Linked DNA regions of Homo sapiens: region 2 is linked to region 1. Evidence: read pairs that join two places in POLR2A ChIA-PET (ENCODE). Cell type or tissue: HepG2. All regions are shown on one strand. Each heading gives the region's core, and the rest is flanking DNA. Links, peaks and the distances in the headings are about the cores only. Region 1 overlaps NDE1 (nudE neurodevelopment protein 1). Region 2 overlaps MPV17L-BMERB1 (MPV17L-BMERB1 readthrough).

What was found. Peaks named below come from ENCODE experiments on the same cell type or tissue, not always from the same donor. Only the 100,000 strongest peaks of a DNase experiment are listed, where the experiment ranks them.
Region 2: POLR2A ChIA-PET joins it to region 1 with 5 read pairs; 2 of 35 experiments call an interaction of 5 or more read pairs at or near these places.

The regions. Positions count from the first base shown.
Region 1 is chr16:15,670,326-15,674,845 of GRCh38, forward strand. All of the region lies in intron 3 of NDE1 (nudE neurodevelopment protein 1), which reads left to right. Among named protein-coding and RNA genes, the nearest start is that of NDE1, 22 kb to the left of the region's middle. RefSeq lists an enhancer at 2,469-3,210. In HepG2, for the core only: no CTCF peak of the experiment used is centred there; DNase peaks (open chromatin) are centred at 2,226 and 2,706.
Region 2 is chr16:15,397,203-15,401,460 of GRCh38, forward strand. All of the region lies in intron 1 of MPV17L-BMERB1 (MPV17L-BMERB1 readthrough), which reads left to right. It overlaps MPV17L (MPV17 mitochondrial inner membrane protein like), which reads left to right. Exons shown (of 4, transcript NM_001128423.2): 2 at 3,585-3,655. Among named protein-coding and RNA genes, the nearest start is that of MPV17L-BMERB1, 3.6 kb to the left of the region's middle. In HepG2, for the core only: no CTCF peak of the experiment used is centred there; a DNase peak (open chromatin) is centred at 1,829; H3K4me3 peaks cover 884 bases.

The DNA.
Region 1 (4,520 bases), core at 327-4,326:
AGCTCAGTCACAGAACTCTGATGTGGGGGCCTTTCAAGAGAAAAAGGACTGGCTGGGTGCGGTGGCTCATGCCTGTTATCCCAGCACTTCAGGAGGCCGAGGTGGGCAGATCACCTGAGGTTGGGAGTTTGAGACCAGCCTCACCAACATGACAAAACCCTGTCTCTACTAAAACTACAAAATTAGCTGGGTGTTGTTGTATGTGCCTGTAATCCCAGCTACTTGGGAGGCTGAGGCAGGAGAATCACTTGAACCCGGGAGGCGGAGGTTGCAGTGAGCCGAGATTGCACCATTGCACTCTAGCTTGGGCAACAAGAGCGAAACTCTGTCTCAAAAAAAAAAAAAAAGAAAGAAAAAGAAAGGACTGCATGGGTTGAGGGAGGCTGTGTGGAGGGTGTTTGTAGGTGTATGTGTTGCTGACACTTGGTGCTTGGGGAGATGGGGCTGAAGGAGAGTTGATCTGTACCCATCACAGACGTGGACAAGAATGGGTGTCGGGTGGACCTTGGCAAGCCCAGCTTTACTAATGTATAGGAAAGGGTGTGGGACCAACAAATGGATTGGGGGTTTGGGGCAGGGCGGAGGAGAGGTCCCAGACACGTTGAAGGTGGTCATTGAAGCTGAAGCTTTCTGTTGGAGACCACAGAGTGCAGCTGGCCGTCTGCAGATCCATCTGCCCCATAGGTGTTGTTTGATCGCCTTCAGGGGTTTTTGTTCAGCATTTCCCCATGAACGTTTTCCAGCATATAAGGCTGAAAGAATTTCCAGTGAATACCTGTGTATCCACCACCACCTAGGCTCTACCAATAATATTTCCCCTACTTACTTGCCTTTTATTATATATATTCCCCCATCCATCAAAATTTGTAAAGCTTCCTGTAAAAAGATGGATTTCTGGCCAGGCATGGTGGTTCATACTTGTAATCCCAGCCCTTTGAGAGGCTGAGGAGGGAGAATTGCTTGAGACCAGGAGTTCAAGGCCAGCCTGGGCAACATAGCGAGACTCTGTCTCTACAAAAAAATAAAAATAAAAAATTCATTGGACATGGTAGTGCACACCTGTAGTCTAAGCTACTCAAGAGGCTGAGGCAGGAGCATTGCTTGAGCCCAGGAGGTTGAGGCTGCAGTGAGCTATGATTGTACCATTGCACTCCATCCTGGGTGACAGAGCAAAAGTTAAAAAATAAAAAACCTGAGTAGTGGTTGTTTAGAACACACATTGTTGAGTTTCCCCCAATCCCCATATCCGTGACACGGAGACCTTAGTGTCATCTGCCTCTCCCTGTACTTGGCCCACTTCACCCATTTGTTAACAGCTGAACACCTGCTACACACAATGAGCAATGATTATCGTTCTTTTTGTTGTTGTTGTTTTTGCTGTTGGAGACAGAGTCTCCCCCTGTCACCCAGGCTGGAGTGCAGTGGTGTGATCTCAGCTCACTGCAACCTCTGACTTCCAGGCTTAAGTGATCCTCCCACCTCAGCCTCCCAAGTAGCTGAGATTACAGGCACCTGCCACACCACGCCTGGCTAATTTTTGTTATTTTTTGTAGAGACGGGTTCATGTGCCCATGCTAGTCTGGGACTCCTGAGCTCAAGTGATCCGCCTGCCTCGGCCTCTCAAAGTGCTGGGATTACAGGTGTGAGCCACTGCGCCTGGCTGATTATAGTTCCTAAATTGAAGGGGACTCTGGGTTGAAAAGCTGGGTAGGAGGAAGATTAGTGGTATGAACTGCAGTTTGGAGAGGATAACAGGCCCTCCATGGATCCTGAGTAAAATATCAAGAGAATTACTCAGTAATTCTCTGCTTCAAGACTGAGCTCTTGGGCCTGGCGTGGTGGCTGATGCCTGTAATGCCAGCACTTTGGGAGACCGAGGCGGGCGGATCATGAGGTCAAGAGATTGAGACTGTCCTCGCTAACATGGTGAAACCCCGTCTCTACTAAAAATAAAAAAATTAGCTGGGCATGGTGGCGCACACCTGTAGTCCCAGCTACTCGGGGGCTGAGGCAGGAGAATTGCTTGAACCTAGGAGGTGGAGGTTGCAGTGAGCTGAGATTGCGCCACTGTACTGCAGCCACATGTCAGATGCAGGAGACTCAGAGCACACAGCACAGTGAAGAAACAGGGTACCTTGGAATAACGAGGACCCTGCCACCAGCAAGTATTTGTCAGTCACCTAAGAGAAATATATTCAGCTGGGCCGGACTTCTTAACAACTGGCTTATTCATCACGGGTTGAATGAAAAAGCCTTTAAGGGACCAAACAGAGCATCTATTGATGCCCCCATCAGCTGACAGCTTATTCGAATTAGCCCCAAATGGCAGCACAACATTTCAGCAACAGGTTTTCATGTCCACAGGTTCCGAGGAGATCTCTCAATCGCCAGTGCAGTCGGTGGAGCCCACTCGCTGCGTCCTCCTGGAGCCTGCGTTTGAATTTAGGTTAATGACTTAAGATCCTGTTTTATTTGGAGATGTTCCCAAATAAAGGGTGTGAGGCGATGAGAGCCACGCCTGGGAACAGGGCCTGGTCTGCCTCTACTTGCTGGGTGCAGATACTTCTCTGCTTACAGCCAGGAAATGGGGAGGGTGCTGCGGGCGGCAGCAGGGATGTGGTCCGCCCTCCTCATCCTTCCAACGCTGTAAATCATCTGTTTGTTCTTTCTTTGGAGTCTTCTTGCACAATGGCTCTCGCCACGCCTCTCTGGCCTAGGCACCATTACATCACCCTGGGTGCATCCGGACTTTCTAGCAACGGCTTTGTTTACTTGATTGAGTAAAGAGAAGTTGGCCTTTTTTAACTTTTAAATTAGACCTTGCGCCTTTCTTGTGGGAAGTGTTTTCTCTTATGTTTGTAGAATCTAGGATGGGTGTTTTGTGTTTTCGGTTTTGATTTTTTTTTGAGATGGGGTCTCTGTCACCCAAGCTGGAGTGCAGGGGCACAATCTTGGCTCACTGCAACCTCCGCCTCCCGGGCTCAAGCGATTCCCCTGCCTCCCGGGTAGCTGGGACCATAGGCACTTGCCACCACACCCAGCTATTTTTTGTATTTTTGGTAGAGACGGGGGTTTCACCGTGTTGGCCAGGCTGTTCTCAAACTCCTGACCTCAAGTGATCTGCCCGCCTTGGCCTCCCAAGTAGCTGGAACTACAGCCGTGCACCACTATGCCGGGCTAATTTTTGTATTTTGGTTTCGCCATGTTGCCCCAGGCTGGTGATTTTTTTTTTTTTTTTAAGCGTTGGCCTGGGCTAGAGTGCAGTGGCATGATCATAGTTTACTGGAGCCTCAACCTCCTGGCCTCAAGCAGTCCTCCCACCTCAGCCTCCCCCATAGCTAGGACTGCAGGTGCATGCCACCACGCCTGGCTGTTCTTAAATTTTCTGTAGAGATGGAGTCTTCCTATGTTGCCTAGGCTAATATGCCTCTGCCACCTGAGGTGCTGGGATTGCGGCATGAGGCACCGCACCTGGCTCTGGGTGTTTGGTGAAGGAAAGTAATTTGGAAGCAGAGCAGGAATAGAATCGAGAGAGCACGGGAACGGGCAGGTGATCTGGATTGAGATGGTTTAGGGCTGGTTAGCATAATTGCTTAAGGACACCTGCTCAGGAGGCTGGGGTTTGGTCTTGGCCCAGTCATTTGCTACTGGTTGATTCTGGGCTAGTTAAGTAATTGAGTCTCAGTGTTCATGTCTCTGAAGTGGAATTAAACGAGACAACATAGGAAGTGTACTTAGCCTGGAGGCCAGCACAGAATAAGTATGTAATGGATGTTATTGCTGCAGCTGGCAACAGGGAATCATTGAGAAGTGCGCTGGACTGTTTCTTTGGTAATTAACAAGATCTCCCTCTCTGTCTCTCTCCTCTCCTTTTCTCTCCCTTTCCCTTCCTCCATCTTCTCCCTCCCTTCTGTCTTAGTTTTTGTTTGTTTGTTTTGAGATGGAGTCTTGTTCGTCGCCCAGACTAGAGAACAGTGGCACAATCTCTGCTCACTGCAACCTCCGCCTCCTGGGTTCAAGCGATTCTCCTGCCTCAGCCTCCCGAGTGGCTGGGATTATAGACAACGCACCACCACACTCGGCTAATTTTTTTTTGCATTTTTGGTAGAGACGGGGTTTCACCATGTTGTCCAGGCTGGTCTTGAACTCCTGACCTCAGGTGATCCACCTGCCTCAGCCTCCCAAATTGCTGGGATTACAGGTGTGGGTCACTGCTCCCGGCCTGTCTTTGTTTTTAAACCCAGAGATTGGAATGTTCTTTCTGTCTCCATGCTACAACGGAGAGTCCTGGATCAAAAATTCAGAATAATTGACTGTTGTGTAAACCAAGTACATGCTGCTCTCCCATTGTTGTGGGCACAAACAACAGAAGTCATTGAGATTCCTTTTTTTTTGCTTTTTGAGATAGCTGGGTCTCACTCTGTTGCCCAGGTTGGAGTGCAGTGATGCAATCACGGCTCACTGCAGCTTCAACCTCCCAGGCTCAAATGGTGTTCCCATCTCAGCCTCCTAACTGGGAC
Region 2 (4,258 bases), core at 1-4,000, 270 kb before region 1:
TAGAGTAGGGGTCCCAGTGAGTCATGATGCTAGCACATAGGCTGCATAGGTTGCATAGGTTATAGTCGTGAAGCTATAGCTTCTCCCGGGGTGAAGACTTTAGCATGGTAATGAGGAGAGTTAACTTGGGTTCATCTACAAGTAACCTGGGGTCACTTAGGAGCTGATTTAAACAAACAGGGTGACCTCATTCCGCCCAGGGTTGGGGAAGAACAGGTTGAGGTCAGGAGGCTGTAAAACAGGCTGATCGCTCAAGTTGGTTAAATTCTTGTCATCTTTGGAGATCCCCCGTCTGCTCACAGGAGGGGCCCTGTGGCCTCTAGCATCATTGCGATTTCTAGAGCCTTGAAGGGGATGGGGTGGGTAACTGGGGAGAAAATCTCTACGGGTCTCAAGCCTGACCTTGGGATTGGGGATCACAGATCTCCCCCCAAATGGGAGGGAACTTCTCCTAAGGGCTGTTGGTGCTTTCTAAACCAGGTTGAAGTCAGACAAGCCACCATCTTGAAGAAACCTACCCTGCCCCGTGTGCCTTATTTTTAAGAGTTGGATTCACTTCCTTTCCCTACAGACCCCACCAGAAACACAAACCACCTGGTTGCCTGTTGTCATTGCGGCCAACTACATGGCTGACGGGGTCAGTGGGTCAGGAGAGCAGGCAGCCTGAGAGCTAGGGCCTCCTGTTTTATCAGAAGGTCTGTGCCTGTGCCCGGTGTGTGATTTGCAGACTAGATTTGCAAACAGCTTCCTAGCACCTGTTACAGGAACCTGGTACACTGGTGAAGGGGTAGGGGACCAGAATGCTATTTAATCCTCAAACAACTAGTGAGATTGTTCTCTTTTTCTTCTTTTTTTTTTGAGACAGAGTCTCGCTTTATTGCCCAGCCTGGAGTGTGCAGTGGCCCAGTCTCAGCTCACTGAAACCTGCATCTCCAGGTTCAAGCAATTCTCCTGCCTCAGCCTACCAAGTAGCTGGGATTACAGATGCACACCACCATGCCCACCTAATTTTTGCATTTTTAATGGAGATGGGGTTTCACCATGTTGGCCAGGCTGGTCTCGAACTCCTGACCTCAAGTGATCTGCCCATTTGGCCTCCCAAAGTGCTGGGATTACAGGCGTGAGCCCTCACACTTGAGATTGTTCTTAATACTCTCATATTACAAATGAGGAAACTGAGTCTCAAAGGGGTTCTGTGACTCACCCAAAGACAACACAATCCAGGCACTTGATGCTCTCATGGTGGGAAGTTTGACAGTTTGCCTGAAACTGAAAGATGCTGAGTTACTAACAAGACTTGAACCTAAGTCCAGGCCAAGCTCTCTGATACAGATTCCTGGCCAGATTGCAGCTTTGCTTTGGTCTTCAGTTTTTCTTTTCTTTCTTTCTTTTTTTTTTTTTTTGAAACGGAGTCTTGCTCTTGTTGCCCAGGCTGGAGTGCAATGACACAATCTCAGCTCACTGCAACCTCAGCCTCCCAGGTTCAAGCGATTCTCCTGCCTCTCCTGCCCCTCCTGAGTAGCTGGGATTACAGGTGCCCGCCACCACGCCTGGCTAATTTTTGTGTTTTTAGTAGAGACGGGGTTTCGCCAAGTTGGCCAGGCTGGTCTCGAACTCCTGACCTCAAGTGACTTGCCCACCTCGGTCTCCCAAAGTGCTGGGATTACAGGTGTGAGCCACCTCACCTGGCCGGTTTTCAGTTTTTCTGGTTCAGTTTCCCTTACCTCACATTTCAATGAAAGGGGAAGTGGAAGGGGATAGAGTGGAGGTTTGCGTAAGGCTTTACATGGAAATTGCAGGAATCAATTGATCTTTGTGCTGGGGCTACCTTGGGGAACCAGAGTCGTAACAGATTAACAACTCTGGCTTGGGAATCAGACACCTGGGTTGAACTCTGTCCGCTATTAACCTCTCTAAGCTCTTTTCCTCCTTTGTAACTCTACCCACCTTAGCGAATTGTAAGGAGGGGCACATGAAATGAGGCACGTAAACTACATAGCATTTAATTAATGCTGGGTAAGTGGAACACAGTATTACCAATATTTTGCTGGGTCATGTAAGAATCGTCTGTAATTAACTAATAAAGCTCTTATATTCCCTCCCTCCTAATCAGGGATTGGAAAGAATTTTTAAAGTACTCTCAGTTTTACAACCTTCCTAAAATAGGAGAGCTTTGCCTTGCTACCTGAATTTATTGTTACTTTTTTCCTTTTCTTTTTCTGAGACAGGGTCTCACTCTATTCCCCAGGCTGAAGTGCAGTGATGTGATCACAGCTCATTGCAGCCTCGACCTCCTGGGCTCAAGCGATCCTCCCACCTCTGCCTCTGGAGTAGCTGGGACTACAGGCACGCACCCCTATACCTGGCTGGTTTTTAAATAGTTTTGTAGAGACAAGGTCTTGATATATTGCCCAGGCTGTGAATTTCTCTTCAGGGATATTGAAGATCAAAGTGTTTTTAGGAAGGGTGAATTGGTGTTCCACTTTCAAATTTTGAATAGGGTAATACTGATGGAAAATTTGTAGTCGCCAGAGTATTTGGGTCCACTGGCCTTTTTTTATTTTTATTTTTTTGAGATAGAGTCTTGCTCTGTCACCCAGTCAGGAGCACAGTGGTGCAGTCTCGGCTCACCTCAACCTCCAAATCCTGGGTTGTGTAGTGGTACAATCTTGGCTCACCGCAACCTCCACTTCCTGGGTTCAAGCGATCCTTCTGCCTCAGCCTCTCAAGAACCTGGAATTACAGGCATATGCCACCATGCCTGGCTAATTTTGTATTTTTAGTAGAGACGGGGTTTCTCCATGTTGGTCAGGCTGGTCTTGAACTCCCAACCTCAGGTGATCTGCCAGATCAGCCTCCCAAAGTGCTGGGATTACAGGCATGAGCCACGCGCCCAGCCCACTAGCTTTTTTAAAAAGACAGAAATTAAAATTTCAAAATGTTCAAATGTTCAACATTTCACAAAATGTTTGGAAGGTAGAGAAAGTAACCAATAGACCCACTATTGTAACCTGATTGTTTTTGTGAATTGTTAGTTTTTGAAAAAATAATCGTTCTGCTATAATTTTTATACTCTGCTATTCTCACTTCGTATTTATCATTCCTTTAAAATTTATCTAGTTTTAGAGTGGAGATTATGTTTTCTTTTTTTTTTTTTTTTTTGTTTGAGACAGGGTCTTGCTGTGTTGCCCAGGCTGGAGTGCAGTGGCATGATCACAGCTCACTGCAGCCTCCACCTCCCAGGCTCAAGCGATCCTCCCACCTCAGCCTCCTGAGTAGCTATGACTACAGGCACGCTACTACACCTGGCTAATTTTTGTATTTTTTGTAGAGATGAGGTTTTGCCCTGTTGCCCAGGCTGGTCTCTTAACTCCTGGACTCAAGCAATCTGCCTGCCTCGGCCTCCCGTTACAGGCTTGAGCCACGGCGCCTGTCTATGTTCTCTTTTCACTGTTGGGTCAGAGGGTCATATTGTTGGATGATAGTGATGGTTACTTTGCATTTTGGAATGGGAAACTTAAACATGAACTGTTATACGGTACTCTACTGAATCTTTTAAAATTTTTTTTGGGTTTTGCAAATAGGTATGAGCATTCTCCAAGGAAAGGATGACATATTTTTGGACCTGAAACAGAAATTCTGGAATACCTATCTGGTAAGATAGGCGTTTGAAAATGTAATCACTATATTTTTGTGTATATATGTATATATATGTGTATAAAAATATATGTTTTGTGTTTATATTTATAAAGATTAAAAAATCTTTTAATTGACACATATAAGTACATATTTTCATATACATGTGATAATTTGACACGTGTTTAATCACATCAGGATTTTTTTGTATGTGTGTGTGTATATATATATATATATATATATATATATTTTTTTTTTTTTTTTTTTTTTTTTAATTAAAAAAACCTTTTTCGAGACAGGGTCTCATTCTGGCACCCAGGCTGGAATGCAGTGGCATGGTCATGGCTCACTGCAGCCTGGACCTCCTGAGCTCAAGCGATCCTCCCACCTCAGCCTCCTGAGTAGCTGAGACTACAGGCATGTGCCACCACACCCAGCTAATTATTTTTAAATTTTTTGGTAGAGACAGAGTCTCACTATGTAGCACAGGCTGGCCTTGAACTCCTGTGCTCCAGTGATTCTCCCACCTCAACATTAAGTACATTTTTATTAAACTATTCCTAAATTAGAGCTCCAGTTTGGTTGACAGAAGGGTCCAATATTTTGACATAGAAATCTTAAA